Regions from separate parts of the Homo sapiens genome. Here regions 1, 3 and 4 are each linked to region 2. Evidence: chromatin contacts called from ENCODE Hi-C or POLR2A ChIA-PET data. All regions are on one chromosome and are shown on one strand. Each heading gives the region's core, a stretch centred on a gene start or an enhancer-like site at or near the end of the contact. The rest is flanking DNA. Distances are from core to core; before and after follow the strand shown.

Region 1 (3,386 bases), core at 175-2,674, 1.7 Mb before region 2:
CTTGTTAAAAAGTTGTTCCTTGTGTTAAACTAAATTTGTCTTTGAATACCTTGGTCCTGGCTGAGCCTCCTGATACCCTGCAGATGCAGTCCACCCATCATCCACTCAACAGCCTTTCATCCAGGCAAGGATAATGACCATGTTGGCATTCTCCCCACCTCCTGCTCACTGTCTTTTTCCTATTTTTTTTTAATGAGATGGGCTCTCAGTATGTTGCCCAGGGTGGTCTTGAACTCCTGGCCTCAAGCAATCCTCCCCCGTCAGCCTCCCAAAATGCTGGGATTACAGTGTGACCCACCACACCCAGCCTCTATGTCTTCTTTACTCTCCAGCCTAGACAAGTTTCTTCAACCGTTCTTCATGTCACATTTTTAATTCCCCTAAAAGAAACCTTGAAGATGCCTTAGTCCAAATCCCTAGGGAAAGTTAAAGTTCCTAATGAATTAGAAGCAAATGGAGACAAATGCAAAGGTTCTCACTTCTGTGAATCCTTGCCCTAGACACACGCATACCAGGCACACTGCCAAAAGACAGCCATTCTCTCCTGGATCCCCACAGCACTGCATACACAGTTCTTGCCCTGATGGAAACGTACGAGCCATGTTTCCCTCCCCTTTCTGAGCTCACAACTAGACTCCTTCTCAGCCTCCCTATCAGTCCGATGCAGCCATGTGACTGAGTCCTACAGAAAGCAAGTGAGAGAACTGATGAATGTGGGCCACTTCCAGGCCTGGCCCATAAGAACCTCTCATCCCTTTCTGTCTGGCTGCAATGGAAATGGCTATTGTGATCTCGAAGTCCTCAGGATAAAGGTGGCAGAGTCTCCTTCATCTGGGACCCTGAATGACAAGGAGAACTTCCCAGGTCTGAACTTAAGGCTATTTGTCCTACCGTAATACATGGCCCCCATAATATTTTACTCTGCTTGTATACACAGTATGCCTAACTCTTCCAACTAGATGACACTCCTTGAAAATAGGAGCAGTGTCTGCACCCACAACCCCTGGCGGCACAGTGGCTACCTAATAGTGAGAATTCATTAAACACCTAGGAACTAACTACACGAGGACTGACGAGAGAGAGAGTCTAGACTGAATCCTACTCAGTGACTTCCTTTTATTACTACCATACTTTTTCAATAAGCATAATCTCCCACTAGTTTTATAGATGATAGACATTCTCTGTGGAGAGGCTTTGCTCCCAAGATGTTATAAATGTGGTTTATGAATTATTATTTCTGGTATTTGTGAAGCTGTTTCCTCAAGAACGGGGCAAATGCCTGATTTCCCAGTGGATTGACATAATTCTGTTTGTATTGAGTTTAAAGACTGCTTCAGAGTCTTTAAAGTGCCTCATCCCCGGGACAGAAGTCTTTGCCAAGCATCGCAAATGCTGAGTTTGGAATCAGACAGAAGTTTTTTTGAACTCTCTCAGACTACCACATCTGGATGCATTTGATGTGCATCCAGGCAGAAAACAGAAACCTCATTCGAATAACACCAAATGGTAACCCATTCATGCCATATGCCTTTAAAAAAGAAAGTTTACACATTTCTTTCCTTTTATATATTTTTTTCTAGTGAAACATTGGTGACAAAATGTCACAATATGCTGATTTCATGAGTACAGGATAAAATTCATATATTTCAGATATCATATTACCCTCCATTTTTACACAACGTGACTATTGTGCAAGGTATGATTTATCACCATTTCTTTGTTCAGGACTCCCTCCCCCCATTATTATGTTGTCGTCACTCTGTGGTATTCAATACTGGTACTTTGTAAAGGCTGAATCTTGTATAGCACAAGCTTCGCTGTTCCAGCCTCGGAGCTTATAACCTTCAGACAGATCCTTCTTCAAATATAATTATTTGGGAAAATTTAAAATGTACAACTAAGGTTGCTCATAAAATACCTGCCAGCCAAAAATCAGAGGGACTTTCCCATTACCTGTGCCAAGTATATATAGAGCACTAGGACAGGAAAAGTAAGTGTTGTCACATGACCATAAAATGCAGTATGTTTTTTTTTTAAAGAGCCCTACCGCTGGGCTGAATGTTTGAAGAGTCACTTTAAACACATCCTGTAATCAAACCATCTGGAACACAGTGCTGCGATTAGTCACCCTGAACATAGGGCTTTATCTGAACAAATAGTGTATGGCAATGGAGCTTGGGAGATAGGGCAGTACTAACAAAAGGAAGTGTAATGAAACACTTTATGCCCTAGTGTGCCGCCACCCCAGTCATAAACCCCAGAGACACACTGCTCTGGTGTTAATGTACTACTTTATGAAAGCACAGTGAGCTTAAAGATTAAAGGACTGAAGGGCTAAAAATTGCTGGTTTGGATAGATCTTCTCTGTCAGCGGCTGGAATATGTTGGCATCACTCTATCTGCGTTAATTATAACCTCTCAGATGACAGTTGAGCATTCCTATTAGGGTTTGGTGTTATTTTCAGGGCATTAGGAACAGGGTTTGTTTATGGGAGGGTAGTTACGATTCTTGGTTTGCCAGAGGTTAATCTGAACACAGACTTGTTTTTGGTTCATCTAAACCCAATCCACATACAACGACAACAAAAAATGAAACCTTAAGCAATAACAAAAGCAATGGAAAAATGCTGTTCTACTCTGCATTTTAAAACATGATAATCTTTCTTACTTGACTGTACTTATCTCTTTCAAAAGTACATTTGGTCATTGGTATACAATCTATGGAAATCCTTTTTTAAAAAAAAAATCTGAAAGGATTTTCCCCCTAAATACACAGAATAAGCCCTAAACACACACACACACACACACACACACACACACACACACACACACACACACACAGCTAAAGAAACCTTGTTTCCCCATGGGCCTTATGGTTTAATACACAAAAGAACACAGAGCCACTTCCATCACTGTCACCTCCCCTGCAGCCTTTGTTCTGAGGCCTGATGAGCTGTATTGATTTGGGAAAATCATTGAGCTTCTTTGGAAAACTAGACTCTCGCTTATTCACTGCCATCTATTTCTTTCCCATGAAGACAGGTGGTCAATATCCAGCTGACTGGTCAGCTAAAAGAAGCCCAAGCTGCTTTTTTCTTGCTTCCCTAGTAACATTATCATTTCCCACTTCTAGAAGATACAATGGCCTGTTAAGGAGTCTTGTGAGTAAGAAGAGGGAGCAGAAATAAGACTTTTATAAGGCACCACCGGTAACACTAAGATGCTGTCCCATATGTTCACGTGGGAGGCTGCACCGCACATATAGATGGTGACGATATTTTCACTGACCAAGTTTAAGCATCAGTGAAAACTTACAGGGCCCAAGATATAACATGAAAAGAAATACTAAATCAAAACAGATCATTAGAGACCAGGTGCAGTGGCTC
Region 2 (3,126 bases), core at 604-3,103:
CTGACCTCTGGGCATGTGCCATGGCCTAGAAAGTTCCTTACAGCACCAAAAATCTAATTTCTTTATATTTTCTTTAGATTAATAAATTAATCTAATACCTGAGATATTAGATGAAGCACTTGAAGTGAGACAATCTCAGCTAAAAATAAGTGGAAGCCTGCAGAGAATTGTCCAGTATAGTCACAGCTGAAATCAGAGGGCCAGTCAAGCATTTGTGAATCCATGTGCCAGCTGTACCTGCTGCTCCCTGTCTGAGGTCATAACATCAATATCCATTTCCTTAGGAAGCCACAGAAAGTCTGATGTAAAAGGTCTCCTAGGAAGTGCACAGATATCCTGGACCTCCTAAGCTGTTTATGCAAACCCTGAACCTCCATAAATCATCTTTTCAAACAATGTTATCTCAGTTAAATTTATCCGTGGACTGTGTCTTCCCAGGAAAAACTTACAAGACAATCAGAAACATCTCCTCTAGAACCACCTGATATAGGATTATTTTGTAAGAGAACAACCCAAGGAGCCTCTATAACCCCAAGTGATCAAAACTTAAATCAATAAGAAATTGACATCGTGTGCTTCTTGATCTGATGCACTGAGAACAACACAAAGATTATCATTGTGGCGATCTTACCAAAGATACAAAACCTGAATTTAATCAGAAAGAAGCATCAGAAAACCCAAACTGAGGAATATTCTTAAAACAAACAAACAAACAAACAAAACTGTCCCGTACTCCTCAAATTTATTGACGGGGGAAAAAAAAAAAGACCAAGGAACTGTTTGATTGGAGAGACTAAGGAAACATGCTTATAAAATACAACATGGCCCCTGGGTTGGACTGCAGCCTAGAAAGACAGCTGAAAATTTTGAATAAGGCCTGTGTATGAAGTAGTATTGTGTCAGTGTTAGTTTTCTAATTTTGATTAATTGCATTATAGTTCGATCTGGATGAAATGATGAAGTAGCTCTTGTAAGAGTTCAAAATGAGAAGTTAAAAAGTTTAAGTTGTTAAAATCAGTGGATAGCAGATAATGAGCAATTGGAAGATGATACCTGAAATAGGCAGATTACAAATGACGTTTGTCATATTTAGTTGGATATTGGTTGACTTGAGCACTGATTTGCAACATGTGTTTGGGGCTATCCCACTACACCCCCAAGTTCACACTCACCTATTTTTACTTGAATATGTCACTTAATTCTTAGAGAAACTTCAGAATAGTGTTGCTCACAGTTCACTTTGATTTTACAATGTAAAATATACATATAAATATTTTTACAAGGGGAAAAGAAAGAGGGAATATCATACAAACAAAAAGCTAACTTCCAAAGAGATAGTTGAATTTCACAATCAATTAAAACAGAATCACCTGGGAAGCTTGTTAAAAAAAACTCTGATGCCCAAGTCTCACACCAAACCTATAAAATCAGAATGTATAGGTGTGGGGTATTTGTACAAGTTCTGTGCAATTGTGAGGCATACTAAGAAAGTTTGAGAACCACCATTTAAGAAAATAACTGGTCTCTAAATTAGGACTCATTATCCACTAGATGGTGCCAAGAATTCAAAGATGGAACTTTGTGGTACAATGTCTATTTTCCTTTGAGTATACAGTGTGTTCATTTTCCTTCTTATCCACTTTCTCTTCGACCTCTCCCCAACTTGTAGGAAAGGGTTACATCACACCAAAATAGATATTTTGTTCAGTATCAGTCTAGCAGCTTCTCCTTGGATTTTGGTTATAACAGACAGGCTCGTTCTGAAGGGATATTGAGAGGAAGTTGTGTGAGTACTCTTCCCTTAGCCTTTTACTTTCTCAGTGCAGATATTTAGAAGAGGAAAATCCACTGTAAGAGGTGGCCTCATTGGCAATGAGTGATTGGATAAGAAAGAATGGTCTGACCAGTTCCTAAAAGCCATATTTAGCCGTTTGTGGTTTTGATCCCTGTCCTTTCCCGGAAACAATGACTTCAAGAATGTACCACAACTATTTGGTATGTTATATCAGTTAAATAATAAGTCATATTATTAAATATCAGATTACTCTTAAGCTACCACTGCCTCAATGGAAAAGCATTTGACAATTTCTTAAACTGTTTTATCCTTTCTTTATCCTCAGGATTTTTGCAATTAAAAAATCCTGTGCAGATGATAATCTCATTTCAGTTTTTCTGATGAGTTTATGTGTTTGGAATCTGCTCCAAGGCATTGTGTTTATCCTCATGAATGTTTATTTTTAAATGTGTATCGAATAGAAATGGCTAGAAAGCCGAGCAAGACAAATAACATTTTATTAATCCTTGTCTTAGTCTCTTTGTGCTGCTATAACAAAGTACCTGAGACTGGGTAATTCATGAAAAAAAAAAAAAAAAAAAAATGTATTTTCTTACCATTCTCGAGGCTGGGAAAGATCGGGGCACTGGCTTCTGATGTGGGTTTTTTGGCCACACCCTCACACGGAAGGAGGAACAGGGGCAAACTAACTAAACAGTTCACGAAGCCTCTTTTATAAGGACCTTAATCCCACTAACAAGGGAGAAGCCCTCATGGCCTAATCATCTCTTAAAGGCCTCACCTGTTATCACACTGGCAACCTTTGAATTTTGGAGGGAACACATTCAAACCATAGCAGTCCTACAAATATCTATTGAGCAACAATATGTACCAGGCACTGTGATACACATTGGTGTAGGGACACAGGGTTGAACAAAGCAAAAAAATATAAGCTTTCATGAATTTGCATTCTAGCTGTGAGAAATGTACAGAGGAAAAAAATAGCAAGATAATGATAGAGTGACAACTCTTTTACTTCATAAAGCAGAGAGGTGTAATAGTTTCTGCACAAGCCAGGATTATTTTTGACATTGTAGTCAGGGGAGGCTCCCTGAGAAGGTGACATTTGAGTTGAAATTGAATGATGACAAGAAGAGCCAGAAAGGAAGCTATATAGTCAGTGGGCGGAGCAGGTGCAAAGATCCAGGGGTAGAAACAAGTGTGGTATATTGCAGATTAGGAAAAAAACCAATGAAAGGAAGCATGAGCTAAATGAGGCTGGAGATATGGGCAAAGACCTGAGCAGGGCCAGAGGTTGCAATTTAGTGAAATAGAAAATTAGGAGATTTTAA
Region 3 (3,302 bases), core at 781-3,280, 1.9 Mb before region 2:
AAATTGACTTTGTCCCTGATGTTTCCGAGATGCTCACGGAAAACAAGAGCATTTGCTGCCACTTATCAAGACTTCCAGTTTATGCTTTCTAACAGGCAGCAAGGACAGCACTGTTGAAATGCTGGGTTCAATAAGGACTTTGTTCAGTGTAATCCTGGGGCCAGTAAATTCAACAGCGACAGCATAAAGACATAATTTGATGCTCTTTGCTATAGAACTCCACATATCTCTGCCTGATGCCCTCGGCCACTTTATTTATTTGCTACATTCCAGAGTCTTAGTTATTAAGTTGTGCTTTACACTGTACACCCCAAACACTCCATTTGTTCATTCATTCACTCATTCGGCAATTCAACAAGCCTATCTCAAGAGCCTACAAAATGCCAGGCACTGTTCCAGGGGCTAAAGATAGAGCAGGGAACAAAGCAGACAAGGCCCAGATCTCCTGGAGTTTTCAAAAATACAGGGGATGATGAATGATAAGTATCTTCCCAAGCTAAGAAACTAGGGGCTGCACGAAGGAAACAAAACAAGGGAATCAAAGAAAAGGGTGAGTGGGGTCACATGTGGGTAAAAATGGAGAACTTAAGGGAGAGCAGAAACTCTGGTGGGGGAAAGGGGTCTCTGAAAAAGACGTGCTTGAGCTGAGGAAGAACAATGTCTCACAGAGAATCGCACAAATGACCCATGGCCCAGGGTCAGTGTGGCTGAGCAGAGTGAGTGGTGTGTGGTGAGCAGGAAGGCAGGGATAGGCCAGATCATAGAGTACTGAGGGGCCACAATGAAGGAGTCTGATACATTTGAACTGCCTGTCCAGGCAGATCCTCTCTCTATACTCTCGCGCGTGCGTGTGTGTGTGTGTACATGCATGTGCACGCACAGGAGGAGGTTTATATAGCTATCAGCACTCCCTTGTCCTTTGGCTTCTGCTTGTGTTGAGCCACTGCCCCACTTCCCCTGGTTTGCAGAGTGCAGAGGGTAGGAAGAGAATGAGGGTCGCTGTGGACAGGCTGTGACTCTCCACAGAAGGTCAAAGCTCCTGTCAGGAGCTCTTTCCACACAATTCTCTCTCTGGGCTCCTATAATTGCTCACCCGCACTGTCCTCTTCAGGCCTGGGATAATAATGGCCCTGCATTCTTAATGCCCCTTAGGGGTGCTACACCAGCCTTAGTCACTTTTTGAAAACCCTGTTCATGTTCTCCTAGAAATTTTCATCAAACACCCAGCCTGAAAGTACTCTTCCTGCCAGGACCTTGACTGATAGATTCTATTCTGAAATCACTGCACCAAGCCACTCTCTCACCTTCAGCAGTTACCTTTTGCTACCTCCTTAGTCTTGGTAAGCCACTTGCTGGAAGCTGGTTTCTGTAAGTGGCATGTAACTCCACATAACATCACCTTTGGAATTTTTAGAAGTTTCTGGGTCAATTAAATGTCATCCAGCTCCTATGGTTCCCTTTTTTTGCACAAAGCTTCCCTGAGATCAGAGCTCTCTTTAGGGTGATGCAAGTCATACCAATAAAATGATTCAGGACAGAATTTTGAAACTAAAAGGCAGTGTGGTATAGAAAGACCTCTGAATTTGTACTTTAACTGTGTGACTCTTGGCAAGTAAGTTTCCTCATCCTTAAGGTAGTAATGATAATAATGTGCAGCGATAAATTTATTTCTCAACACTGGCCTCATTGGGCCATTTTGAGGATGTAGCAGAGATTACTCCAGCATCAACTTCTTTGCTTCACTGATTCTGAGACACAGAGTATAAACAAAACCCAGGACGACTCATGTTTTTGTCACTCCTTAAAATTGTGAGGTCCCCACAAGTGTTATAATACATCGATTATTATATTAGTCATCACGAGCTGCCATAACAAAATACCAGACTGGGTGGCTTAGACCACAGAGGTTGATTTCTCACAGTGAAGGAGCCTGGGAAGTCCAGGTTTGGGGTTGCCAGCATGGTTTGTTTCCTGCTGAGGGCTCTCTGCTTGGCTTTCAGACAAGAGCCTTCTTGCTGTGTCCTCACATGGAGAGAGACAGCTCTGATCTCTCTTCCTCTTTTTATAAGGGCACCAGCCTTGTGAGATTAGGAACCCACTCTTTAACTTCATTTAGCCTTTATCATCTCATGGGTCCTATCTCCAAATATAGTCACATTGGGGGTTTCGGTTTCAACCTATGAATTTTGGGCAGATGCAAACACTCAGTTCACAACAGTCATCTAAACCAACTGCATGATAACCATTACCCAAACATTATCTATTTCTCTCAGGAACGGCAACACAGATGATTTGGAATTCCACTAGATTAAAAGCTCTTTTCCTCTACAACATATAATGATGCATGCTGAAGATTATGATTAAAAATACTGAGTTAGGTTTAGTAATTTATATAAATAACTTACTTAGAATACACGTACAAAACTAAATCAAAGAACCACTGTCCAATTTATGCAACTACTCAGTGTCTGAAAATCTAAATTCCTAAGATTGCCACGACTTTGCTAAGATTTTAACCAAAAATCTTGACCAGCATGAGAAATATTGCCTTGTATGACTGTCATACACATTCCTGCTTTAGTAAGGAATGAAATTTTTTAACTATTAAAAAAAAAGGCAAGAAACTTGAGAATTTGAGAATGGAATACTTCACAGCAGTTTTTTAATTAACCAGATTTACATGTTTCAACAGGAATAAACCTTAAAAGCGAGTATAACCCACATAAGCAAAATTGTTTCAAAAATTAAACAAAATACAGTTGGATACTGCAACTTCCTATAAAACTAACTCACCTCTGCCTTTCTGAATAAAAATGAAATGGAATAAAACAAATCAGTCTTCGACTGCTTCCTCTGTCTGTGACCACATACCGTCGTTTAGGCTAATCTTTTACATTTTTTTCCCCGTCCCTTTCATTTCAAAAATAAAGATAATAATATTCAATATTTAGAATGTCCATCATGGAGAACTGCTGGCAGCATAAAAAGAGAATCATGTGACTTTTACAATATAAAATTCTCCATTTGAAGGATATTTGTGTATAAGGCTCTATAGTTCAGTATCAACTAACATTTATTTAATACTATGTGCCAGATATTACAGTAGGCACTTTTGTTTTCAATTTATATTTACCTTTTACAACTCATCCGATTTTGGCACACTGGCAACTGAGAATGTTGAGGGGCACACATAAAAAAATACTTTTTAGGAGATCCACAGTTATGGAGCAATCACGTAAGACTTCACCTTGAAATATCTTTATTTTATTTTATTTTTTACTGCCCTGAAAGATGGGGTTAAC
Region 4 (3,587 bases), core at 801-3,300, 1.2 Mb after region 2:
TGCTTCTCATTTCTCTCAGAGTGTAATCAAAGGCTTTCCCATGACCTACAAGGCTAGACACGATCTGGCCCCACTCCCTGTCCTGTCTTCTTTACCATTCTCACAGTCCTGCTTCCCTGTTGTCTGCGCACATGCCGAGCACACTCCATCCTTAAGTCTTTGCATGCCCTTCTTTCTGTCCGGATAAGCACAGGCCTGCTGCATTACACGTCTCTGCTCACATCTCACCTATTCAGAGAAGCCTTGCCCATTCATCCTATCTGAAGTGGTCTACTCCAATTACTGTCAATATTACATCACTCTTTGTTGACTCCTCAAACTGCACATCACAAACAGTACTTACTTTATTTTCCTGTTCCTACCCTCTCTCCTATTATAAAGAACGCTCCCTAGGTATCAAGACCTTGTCTGTCTTGTTCGTTACTGCATTTCCAGTACCAATGCTCAGCACATTGCAGCCACTAATAAATATTTGCTGAAAGGATGGAGAAACCAACATACCTTATAGCTATTAAGGGTGTTGATCAGAGAGGATGAAGATGGTTATCTGTCTTTAGCACCACCCCAAACAGCACGATCCGGACAGTAACCTGGATCTCCACCTACACACATTCTTAGAGGATAGGAGCCACCGCCAAAGAAAACCGCCCATGGTAGTTGCACAGTGAGATCTGAAGTCAGAGTATTGCTACATAGTATTAACTTTTCAGTGAGGTATTTTGGAATGCTTACAACTGTGAAGCTCAAGAGATAGATTAATGTGAAATCTCTAAGTGAGTTCCTGAAAAAAAATTGAGAACAACAAAAACAATTTTTTATATATTTAATGCTAAGCAATTTAAAAAATGTTTTCGGACAGGTGCGGTGGCTCACGCCTGTAATCCCAGCACTTTAGGAGGCCGAGGCGGGCCGAGGTCAGGAGTTCGAGACCAGCCTGGCCAAAATGGTGAAACCCTGTCTCTACTAAAAGTACAAAAATTAGCTGGGTGTGGTGGCCTGTGCCTGTAATCCCAGCTACTCGGGAGGCTGAGGCAGGAGAATCGTTTGAACCCGGGAGGCAGAGGTTGCAGTGAGCCGAGATGGCGCCATTGCACTCCAGCCTGGGCAACAGGGCAAGACACCATCTCAAAAAGACAAAAAGTTTAAAAAATTTTCATATGCTCTATTTTATTTGAGTCTGTCACCTGCCTGATTTAGGGATGGTGGATAGTATTATTCTCAGTTTGCAGGTAGAAATATGAAGACTTATGGAGACTAAGTGACCTGTACAAGGGCAGGCAACTGTACAACTGGCATTAGAGTAGTCTCAGACTCAAATCAAGACTTCTGATTTGAAGTTCCTTATTTTCCTCTATCGCACTCCATTAATTTATTTAATGTACATTATTGAACACCAACTATTTCAGGTACTGTGTTAGGTGCAGCATATAATAAGAAAGTTGATAATCTGTCTATTTTACAATTAAAAAAAGAATGTGCAATACATGCACTTGGGGAAAAATTCAGTACAGTAACTGCTACTCTTCTCCCCTCTCCCTCTTCTCCTAATCCCTCTCTCCTGATATAATCACTGTTATCTGGAAATCTTTGACTATACAGGCTAAGTCCCCTGTATCTGCCGCGAGGTCCTTCCTGGAGGTGCTGACTGGACTAGCTGATGTTGGCTAGATGACCGCCAACCAGATGACCTTGGCTAACTGATCTTATCCCTTGGGCCGCTGTGGCACAGGATGAGTGAGCTACGCCTGGTAACAAGAGTGCCACTCTCGTGTAAGGGGGCTGCGAAGTAGAAAGGAGGCCAGCCCTTTGGAAGATGTTTCTAGAGGGTGTGGGCAGAACCAAGTCTCGGTAGTTAGGAAGATCTTGGCTCCAAAGTTTAACTTGCAGCGTCCCGGCCGGGTTCACAGCGCATGGGACAGGGGGGGCGGGGCGATGCGGAGGCGGAGCGGGGCGATGCGATGCGGGGCGGAGCGGGGCGGGGCGGCGACGCGCGGCGCGGTGCGGCGCGCGGCCGACGTGGCAGCCGCAGGAGCATGCGCCGCCCGTGGCCATCTTGTAGGCGGGGACACGCCGAGGTAACTTCCAGGGTGCGCCTTCGTTGTCTTCTCCAAGCTGTAGTTCTACGTCCCGACCTCCCTATCATACCACACTCTTCAGCGACCACGCAGGCACTTTCCCGGTCCCCAGGTGAGCGCCAGGTGGCTCCGAGGGGCGTGTATGAGGGGGGTGGCATGGCATGGCATGGCTTGCAGGCGCCAGAGCCAGACCCCGAGGGACGGTGTCCCTGGAAGGTGGGCGGGCCGGCCGGCGCCACTGGACGCCGATGTCGTTTGCGAGCCCCCTAGTCCCGTGGTCCAGGCTCAGCTGTGGCGGCGTGCGGGGTGCAGCAGGCAGGAGTGCACATCGCAAGGTGAGCAGTTTCCGCTGGGGATGGCACGGTGGGCGCGGTTCGAGGGTCTCGCCCCGCGACACTTTGCTCCTGTCCAAGGACCAAGGCAGGAGCGCTCTGGCCCCACCTTCCAGGGCGCTGACTTTAGGGGAGACTGGCGGGAGCGCCGGCGGACCTTAGCCCGGCCCTGTCTGGCCTGGAGACGTGGCAGAGCCTGAGGGGAAGCCGCTGTCTCCTGAAACAGGATTTCGGCCGCTCTGGCCCTGGAGAGGCCCAGGAGGCTCGAGAGTCATCACACCAGGACCTGCAATGAAAGGAAGCTTATTTTCCCTGAGGTTACCCCATCGGTGCTTAGCGCCGCTTGGGAGAGTTTTTGCATTCTCTCGTTTCTTTGTTTGGTCTTGGGACCTGCTTCAGGCAAATTTGCAGATAGCACGTTTCCTAGATTGACAGAATTTATAGCCAATAGTGTTTTTGTCATTCGAAGTAGTTATTTTGAGAGACAACATGTGCATTTCTGCGATCGTGACACATCTTGGCATTCAGTCTTTCTCCTGTGCAGCCAGTGTTTAATTCAGTGAAAATTTATAAAATTTTATTTCGGGGTCAGATTAGGCTCTAACTAGCGCTCACTGTTTGGTAGTAGAGACAATCTTGTGGCACGAGTAGGTCAGCAATAATTGCTCTTAATGCTTTAAAGTTTATCAGAGCTTCACTCTTCCATTTCTTGTAAACTTGTAAATAGACATCCACTTTTTTTTTTTTTTTTTAACAGAAAAACCAAGGCACAAGCAAATTGGAACAACAGGGTCTAGCCGGACTGAGAACTCAGTTTTCCAAACCATTTTCTTCACTTTTTCTTTAGTGTTGATATATGAATAGTACTTTTCGTGACAAGACTTGAGCCCTAAAACAGTTACCAACTCTGACACTTCAGTATTGTTTTATCATAATAGGTTTTTTTAGTAGAAGGCACTATGTTTATGCATGTAAAATTTACCTCAGTATTGCCATTACGGCAGTTTTCATATAAAAAGCCATTAAAGACAAAGAAATTGATTATTTATTCCACTTAATGACTTTGTATTCATTGTACAGTTTCTTTTGCAGACACATTTGTTAATGTTAGGGATTCTCTTACAATAGGACTTCTACTAGTCATTGTAAGGATTGGGGAGCATCTGTAGTAGAGGGTGAA

The links. Hi-C counts contacts between places; a loop is a spot of excess contacts on that map. ChIA-PET counts read pairs that join two places held with the same protein, here RNA polymerase II (POLR2A). Pooled maps may share reads with other maps.
Region 1: a loop to region 2 is called in a map with no recorded cell type, with 4 times the contacts of the local background. The contact joins two enhancer-like sites. A Hi-C loop is called at or near these places in 1 of 168 maps with a recorded cell type or tissue (HepG2), 1 of 37 single-sample maps with no recorded cell type and 5 of 50 pooled maps.
Region 3: a pooled map shows a loop between it and region 2 (5-fold over the local background). The contact joins two enhancer-like sites. A Hi-C loop is called at or near these places in 1 of 37 single-sample maps with no recorded cell type and 2 of 50 pooled maps. POLR2A ChIA-PET finds 5 or more read pairs at or near these places in 1 of 52 experiments (B cell).
Region 4: a loop to region 2 is called in a map with no recorded cell type, with 2.0 times the contacts of the local background. The contact joins the promoter of PRRC1 here to the enhancer-like site in region 2. A Hi-C loop is called at or near these places in 1 of 37 single-sample maps with no recorded cell type and 3 of 50 pooled maps. POLR2A ChIA-PET finds 5 or more read pairs at or near these places in 1 of 52 experiments (HCT116).

What each region holds. Positions count from the first base shown.
Region 1 is chr5:124,654,012-124,657,397 of GRCh38, forward strand. The region is part of intron 3 of ZNF608 (zinc finger protein 608); the gene reads right to left. Among named protein-coding and RNA genes, the nearest start is that of ZNF608, 91 kb to the right of the region's middle. Within about 2 kb of position 1,425, at least 19 of the 41 ENCODE cell types and tissues checked have a DNase peak (open chromatin) inside an H3K27ac peak, as active enhancers do.
Region 2 is chr5:126,352,543-126,355,668 of GRCh38, forward strand. All of the region lies in intron 1 of LOC124901056 (a long non-coding RNA gene), which reads right to left. Among named protein-coding and RNA genes, the nearest start is that of GRAMD2B, 69 kb to the right of the region's middle. Within about 2 kb of position 1,854, at least 9 of the 41 ENCODE cell types and tissues checked have a DNase peak (open chromatin) inside an H3K27ac peak, as active enhancers do; they include HCT116, where a contact is called at or near this core.
Region 3 is chr5:124,451,806-124,455,107 of GRCh38, forward strand. No RefSeq gene overlaps it. Among named protein-coding and RNA genes, the nearest start is that of LINC01170, 15 kb to the left of the region's middle. Within about 2 kb of position 2,031, at least 5 of the 41 ENCODE cell types and tissues checked have a DNase peak (open chromatin) inside an H3K27ac peak, as active enhancers do.
Region 4 is chr5:127,515,590-127,519,176 of GRCh38, forward strand. PRRC1 (proline rich coiled-coil 1) reads left to right here and starts at 2,051. Exons shown (of 9, transcript NM_130809.5): 1 at 2,051-2,187. RefSeq lists a silencer at 1,919-1,988 and an enhancer at 2,049-2,228.